2 separate regions of the Homo sapiens genome follow, and region 2 is linked to region 1. A link is a loop called in an ENCODE intact Hi-C map of the cell type or tissue named here. Cell type or tissue: transverse colon. All regions are shown on one strand. Region 1 overlaps LOC124900954 (a long non-coding RNA gene). Region 2 overlaps GOLPH3 (golgi phosphoprotein 3).

The links. Hi-C counts contacts between places; a loop is a spot of excess contacts. Peaks named below come from ENCODE experiments on the same cell type or tissue, not always from the same donor. Only the 100,000 strongest peaks of a DNase experiment are listed, where the experiment ranks them.
Region 2: a loop joins it to region 1, with 5 times the contacts of the local background. A loop is called at or near these places in 1 of 110 quality-filtered maps.

Annotation. Positions count from the first base shown.
Region 1 is chr5:32,513,303-32,517,302 of GRCh38, forward strand. LOC124900954 (a long non-coding RNA gene) reads left to right here. Exons shown (of 5, transcript XR_007058719.1): 2 at 3,776-3,927. Among named protein-coding and RNA genes, the nearest start is that of SUB1, 70 kb to the right of the region's middle. In transverse colon, no CTCF peak of the experiment used is centred here; no DNase peak of the experiment used is centred here.
Region 2 is chr5:32,162,845-32,166,844 of GRCh38, forward strand. All of the region lies in intron 1 of GOLPH3 (golgi phosphoprotein 3), which reads right to left. Among named protein-coding and RNA genes, the nearest start is that of GOLPH3, 9.5 kb to the right of the region's middle. In transverse colon, no CTCF peak of the experiment used is centred here; a DNase peak (open chromatin) is centred at 1,802; H3K27ac peaks cover 3,697 bases.

The sequences.
Region 1 (4,000 bases):
AGTTGATAACTCCTCCCACAGTGACAGGCCAAGACATAGTCTCCCGTTTGGAGCATATTAACACAGGCCCTGGCACCAGCAACTGATCTAGCAAGTGTATTTTCTTACCCATTCTGATAAAGGGTATTCCAGAAATAGTTAGCTTTCACCTAGTAGAAATATATACTTTTACCATGCTGCCTCAGGGATATATTGAGTCCGTCCGGTAGGGATCTTGACCATCTCACCAACCCACAAGACACAAGGCTGGTCTACATTGAATATAGCACACATATAAGGCCTGGGAAATAAGAAGTAACCGGTATCACAGATGTTGATCTAGATATCTTAGACCCATATGTGCTAGCAGGTGAGAAATAAATCCTATGAAAATACAAGGACTTGCTACCTCAGTTAATCTTCTGGGGGAGGGTTGGACGCCATGGCTCATGCCTGTAATCCCAGTGTTTGGGGAGGCCAAGGTGGGAGAGTCACTTGAAACTAGGAATTTGAGACTAGCCTGGGCAACATAATGAGACCCTGTCTCCACAAAAAATTTAAATATTGGCTGGATGTGGTGGTGCACACCTGTACTTCTAGCTACTTAGGAGGCTGAGGTGGGAGAGTCACTAGATCTGGAGAATTCAAGGTTACAGTGAGCAGTGATTGCACCATTGCACTCCAGGCTGGGTGACAGAACAAGACCCTGTCTCTAAAAACAGGAAGAAAAATAAACTTTAGGAGAGGACCTAGTGGAGTGGACTGAAATATCGATAGATAATCCTCTCCAATTGATAGGGCTCCTTGCATATTAGAGGTAACAGAGAACACATTTGGTTGCCTTGCTTCAACCCATTGACCTGGTGAACTCAGATATGCCAGCCTTATTTGGGTACAGAACAAGAGAAGCCTCTCTAGCTCATCCAGACTGCAGAAGAAGAGGAGGTACCAATTGGTACCTGCTGTATGACCCAGGAGATACAACGATGGTCCAAATGTTTGAGGGAGATAAGTCCTCAGTTAAGGAACTCACTTCACAAGGAAAGTAAAAGACAATGAGATATCATGCTAACAGTTAACTAGTTTTATCATGTACTTAGGAACTTGAAGCATCTGATACCTAGAAGGAAATACAGGTACAGGATTTGGCGGTGGTGCCTTTCAAAGTTTTACCTAATTACTAAATTATAAAATGTTTGCTTCCCATGTATGCAACTCTGGGCTTTGCTGTCTTGTTTATTTTGCTCTCTTATTTATTTATTTATTTACTTTACTTTTATTTTATTTTATTTTTTGAGACGGAGCCTCTTTCTGTCACCCGAGCTGGAGTGCAGTGGTGCAATCTCAGCTCACTGGAATCTCCGCCTCCCAGGTTCAAGTGATTCTCCTGCTTCAGCCTCCTGAGTAGCTGGGATTACAGGCATGCGCCACCACACCTAGCCTATTTATTTATTTTTAATTTTTAAAAACTCTTGTTAAAAAATAGAGATGTGGTCTCACTACATTGCCCAGGCTGCTCTCCAACTCCTAGGCTCAAGCGATCCTTCACCTTGGCCTCTCAAAATGCTGGGATTACAGGGGTGAGCCACCATGCTCAGCTAGTGGTCTTACTCTCTAAGGGAGGAATACTTCCCATAGGGGACACAATAATGGTTTCTATCCTAGCCATAAGCAGGCAAAAAAGGGTAATGGTGTCGGCTGGGGTGAATGACACTGTGAAAAGGGAAATGAGGTTGCTGCCACACGATGGGAGTAGGGGTGTACACAAGAAACCAGCAATTCATCAGGAATTGCTCCTTGTTTTATTATTTATGTCCATGCCCAGCAGTTGTGGTCAGTGGAAGCTTATTTCAACCTTTCATTGGCAGGTGCACCAAAGCTGAGATCATTTAGAAATGCAAAGTTGGGCAGAAAAATTGCCATCTATTTGAGGTGCTGGCCAGCATTCAGGGGGACAGGAAATTGGATAATGGAGGAGAGAACACGTAATTATTAGTGGTGGTCTAGTGACCAGATAGAGTGTTTCCTTCTAAGTGTCTACTTCTTCAATAAGTTGATGTATAAATATAAATATCACACATATACACACACATGTGTGTATGTACATTCTTGAATAATAAAGTGGTGTTTTTTTTTCTCCTTTGACCACCCTGTTCAGACCAGGGAACACGGGTATACCATGGGTCTCAGGAGAAAGCCAGAAATGGACAGAGTAGACTCAGCTTCCAATTGTAGAGCTGAGAGTTTAACCTAAGATGGAAAACTTGAAAGGATTTGCAAATGGCAGGAATCCTTTTTTCCTGAGTCTTTCTCTCCCCAACTAGGAAAAATCCTTCAAGTCAAGAAGAATAAAGCAGTTGAAGAGTTAGGAAGAGTATAAGGGCCATACAGTACGCCCCCAACTCTCATTGTCAATGGGCCTGGGTGATAAGAACCCCTCTTTATGTCCGCAGATCTAAGAGCAACATGAGCTTCTGCTTTGCGTCTCATCTAGAATTTATTTATTTATTTATTTATTATTATTATACTTTAAGTTTTAGGGTACATGTGCACAATGTGCAGGTTAGTTACATATGTATACATGTGCCATGCTGGTGAGCTGCACCCACTAACTCGTCATCTAGCATTAGGTGTATCTCCCAATGCTATCCCTCCCCCCTACCCCCACCCCACAACAGTCCCCAGAGTGTGATGTTCCCCTTCCTGTGTCCATGTGTTCTCATTGTTCAATTCCCACCTATGAGTGAGAATATGCGGTGTTTGGTTCTTTGTTCTTGCGATAGTTTACTGAGAATGATGATTTCCAATTTCATCCATGTCCCTACAAAGGACATGAACTCATCATTTTTTATGGCTGCATAGTATTCCATGGTGTATATGTGCCACATTTTCTTAATCCAGTCTATCATTGCTGGACATTTGGGTTGGTTCCAAGTCTTTGCTATTGTGAATAATGCCACAATAAACATACGTGTGCATGTGTCTTTATAGCAGCATGATTTATAGTCCTTTGGGTATATACTCAGTAATGGGATGGCTGGGTCAAATGGTATTTCTAGTTTTAGATCCCTGAGGAATCGCCACACTGACTTCCACAATGGTTGAACTAGTTTACAGTCCCACCAACAGTGTAAAAGTGTTCCTATTTCTCCACATCCTCTCCAGCACCTGTTGTTTCCTGACTTTTTAATGATCGCCATTCTAACTGGTGTGAGATGGTATCTCATCGTGGTTTTGATTTGCATTTCTCTGATGGCCAGTGATGGTGAGCATTTTTTCATGTGTTTTTTGGCTGCATAAATGTCTTCTTTTGAGAAGTGTCTGTTCATGTCCTTTGCCCACTTTTTGATGGGGTTGTTTGTTTTTTTCTTGTAAATTTGTTGGAGTTCATTGTAGATTCTGGATATTAGCCCTTTGTCAGATGAGTAGGTTGCGAAAATTTTCTCCCATTTTGTAGGTTGCCTGTTCACTCTGATGGTAGTTTCTTTTGCTGTGCAGAAGCTCTTTAGTTTAATGAGATCCCATTTGTCAATTTTGGCTTTTGTTGCCATTGCTTTTGGTGTTTTAGACATGAAGTCCTTGCCCATGCCTATGTCCTGAATGGTAATGCCTAGGTTTTCTTCTAGGGTTTTTATGGTTTTAGGTCCAACGTTTAAGTCTTTAATCCATCTTGAATTGATTTTTGTATAAGGTATAAGGAAGGGATCCAGTTTCAGCTTTCTACATATGGCTAGCCAGTTTTCCCAGCACCATTTATTAAATAGGGAATCCTTTCCCCATTGCTTGTTTTTCTCAGGTTTGTCAAAGATCATCTAGAATTTTAAGAAGGTGGCAGACTGGCAGATGTGACCCACGACCACATGAGGAGAACAGAAGAGATGGTGGCATCATGAGACTAGTTGGAGACAGTCAGGAATTATCCCTTAAGTTTCCTGCGACTCCCAAGTGGTAAAGGAGAGCCGAAGGTTCCCGTGGGCCATGAGAGAGGGAAGGAGTATGGCTGAGAGGAATTGGTTATGGT
Region 2 (4,000 bases), 350 kb before region 1:
GAGGCGGGCGGATCACGAGGTCAGGAGATCAAGATTATACTGGCTAACACAGTGAAACCCCGTCTCTACCAAAAATACAAAAAATTAGCCGGGTGTGGTGGCAGGCGCCTGTAGTCCCAGCTACTCGGGAGGCTGAGGCAGGAGAATGGCGTGAACCCGGGAGGCAGAGCTTGCAGTGAGCCAAGATTGCACCACTGCACTCCAGCCTGGGTGACAGAGCGAGACTCCGTCTCAAAAATAAAAAATAAAAAAGTAGGCCCATTTTGCCCAGGAGAAAACTAAGGTTCTAAAATTCAAAATATTTATTCTAATTCTTTCAACTACTCAAGGGCAAGGCTAGGTGTCAAGAACACAGCAGTCTTGCAGGTCCTGATCCAAAGCATCCTCCCTATGTACATCCTTACTGCACCTAACACATACTCCCATAAAAGTTAGTAACTCAGAAGAGGCAGGCAGGATAAAGTTAATAATTCACTTTATTGAAATCATTCGCAAATCTGTCTTCTATGCAGACTGAATGCTCCTTAAAAGCAAAAAATTTTTCTTTGTGGCCGGGGGCACAGCGGCTCACATCTGTGATCCCAGCACTTTGGGAGGCCAGGAGTTCAAGACCAGCTTGGCCAACATGGTGAAACCCCGTCTTTACTAAAAGTACAAAAATTAGCTGGGCATGGTGGCATGTGCCTGTAATCCCAGCTACTTGGGAGGCTGAGACACAAGGATTGCTTGAACCCAGGAGGAGGAGGTTGCATGAGCCAAGATCATGCCACTGCACTCCAGTCTGGCGACAGAGCATGACTTGGTCTCAAAAATATATACATATATATATATATTTTTTTTCTTTGTAACCCCAGCATCTGGCAAAGGGAATGAATGGCACAGAGAAGCTGTTCAATACTTGGATTAAACGGAACATATAAATACTAAATAACCTCTAATTTCACTTTAGCTACACAACATGGTATAGACAAAAATTAAATGGTATACTCCATTCAGTGACTGAACTGAAATTTAAGTTCTTAAGTGTTATTTCTGAGGTTATTTTGTTAATACGGTATAAACTGTTTAGCATTTCCATTTAAGAAACTGGAACTAGAAAATGAAACCAGAGTAAAAATAACCATTAGCAACTTTTACATACAGTTTCTTAATTTCTAATCTGTCCCAGAAGGTAGTGGTGGAATACAAAGTTTGCCTATATATTATCAATAAAAATAACTTTTACCTTAAAACTTTAACTCATAAGTTCCTACACGCAGTTCAGTATGCTAAAATTGTTCCTCTTCCTACTGAACTACAAGCCAAATTCTATTGCAATAAAAATTCCTATCAGAGAAAAAGATTTCTAAACCTCAACTAAGCACAAGCTTATAATTTTCCATAGTGACTTATTTCAATGTTTCTCACCCTTTATTTCATCACTGTTCCCTTAAGAAGTACTTCCAGATTTTTTCCTCATTATCTTCTCCCCCATGAAATTTTAATATGATGGAATATACATATTTGTTTGTACACTGTAAGTGTGCCTTTTTATACATAAGAGGAGTAAGATTCTTTTTTTTTTTTTGAGACGGAGTCTCACTCTGTTGCCCAGGCTGGAGTGCAGTGGCGCGATATGGGCTCACTGCAAGCTCCGCCTCCCGGGTTCACGCCATTCTCCTGCCTCAGCCTCCCGAGTAGCTGGGACTACAGGAGCCCGCCAGCACGCCAAGCTAATTTCTTTGTATTTTTTTAGTACAGACAGGCTTTCACCATGTTAGCCAGGATGGTCTCCATCTCCTGACCTCGTGATCCACCCGCCTCAACTCCCAAAGTGTTGGGATTACAGGGGTGAGCTACCGCGCCCGGCCAAGAGTACGATTCTTTCACTACCACGCCCAGAACCAAGTTTCACTCCCTTGGCAATGACATTACCACACTGGGAATACATAATTTACTTAATAAAGCCAGTAATCTACTTAATTAATACAGTAAATGTATTAAGTAAATTTATTTAATAAGTAAATTTACTTTAATAAATAATATTAGCTTACTTAATAAGGTAAATTATGTATTCTTTTTTTTTTTTTTTTTTTGAGATAGTCTTGCTCTGTTGCCCAGGCTGGAGTGCAGTGGCATGATCTTAGCTCACTGTAACCTCCACCTCCTGGGTTCATGTGATTCTCCTGCCTCAGCCTCCCGAGTAGCTGGGATTTCAGGTGCATACCACCCTGCCTGGCTAATTTTTGTATTTTTAGTAGAGATGGAGTTTCACCATGTTGGCCAGGCTGGTCGCTAACTCCCTGCCTCAGGTAATCCCCTTGCCTCAGCCTCCCAAAGTGCTGGGATTATAGGCATGAGCCACCACACCTGCCAGGGTTAGGTAAATTATGTATTCTTAATGTGAGTAATGTCATTGTACTGAGTGACTGCCAAATGCCAGCCTGAAATATATGACATCAAAAAATTATAGAACAGGCCAGGCAGGGTGGCTCATGTCTGTAATCCCAGCACTTTGGGAGGCCAACGTGGGTGGATCACATGAGGTCATGAGTTTGAGACCAGCCTGGCCAACATGGCGAAACCTTGTCTCTACTAAAAATACAAAAAGTACCCCTGTGTGGTGGTGAGTGCCTGTAATCCCAGCTACTCAGAAGGTTGAGGCAGGAGAATCGCTTGAACCCAGGAGGCAGAGGTTGAAGTGAGCATAGATTGCACCACTGCACTCCAGCCTGGGTAACAGAGCAAGACTCTGTCTCAGAAGAGAAAAAAAAAAAATTCTAGAACAGCAACATAATTTAGTTTTGTAGTTTACTATATGAGCTTTGACACACAGAACTAAAATGAATGAACTTGAAGACAGACATGTTCTTCAGTGAATTTGTACTTAGTAAAGGGCCTCTCACAGAGCATGTGCTCAGTAAACATTTGATGAATGGATGAAAACTGTTAGAATCCTAGATGTGTGGTAATCCTAGATTAGAAGCAGTTATGCTGCTTCTAAATGTCATTTAGCAAGATGAGAACCTCTAGACAGGCCACAGAAATGTGGACTTCGTATCTCAAATCACTTAAAATTCAACTCGCTACAACCCTGGAAACCTGGAATTTTCTGTAGTTAATTTTCAGGAAGGAAAAAGAAAAGACGAAAACCTTAAGCTAAAACAAACAGTTCCTGTTTGGTAATTTTTAACCTTCCTGATTCACTAAATGCTTTGAGTATCTAATGAAAGTTCTGTCCTCTTTCCCCAAGAAAACACACAACTGCAGAGAATTCACAAAGTTTCTCAGCTCTGTTCACTCCAATTTAAGAACTTCTCCATTAAAGGAATATGTAAATCAAATACAATGCATTAAGTTTAAAAATAAGTAAATTTTTTTGTTGTTGTTTAAAATGTTATTCTTAAAAGTGACCAGAAACATCCTTGTTGGCAATACACTGTACTTTAATATTAGTTGTGTTTTTGCAGATGAGAGGTTTACCAAACGGGAAGAGAAATAGCCTATGTTCTAAATATATTTGTAATACCTAAGTCAAAAACCTCAAAATGTACTAGATTACATTGTAATACTGTACAATGCTATTAAAACAGGTTGCAGTCTTCCCAGCTTTGATAAGAGAAACCTGAAGCCAAAAACATCAATTTCAAAATGAAGCCAGGTTTCCACTTTTGGCACTTGTCAGGACACTTACTAAAAAGCAGCAGCATGGCCGGGCACAGTGGCTCATGCCCAGACCTTTGGGAAGGCGAGGTGGGCGGATCACTTGAGGTCAAGAGTTCGAGACCAGCCTGGCCAACATGGTGAAACCCCATCTCTACTAAAAATACAAAAATTAGCTGGGCATGGTGGCAGGCGCCTGTAATCCTAGCTACTTGGGAGGCTGAGGCAGGAGAATCACTTGAACCCAGGAGGCGGAGTTGCAGTGGGCCAAGACGGTGCCATTGCACTTCAGCCCGAGTGATAAAAGCAAGACTCCATCTTAAAAAAAAAAAAAAAGCAGGAGGAGGACAAGCACTGT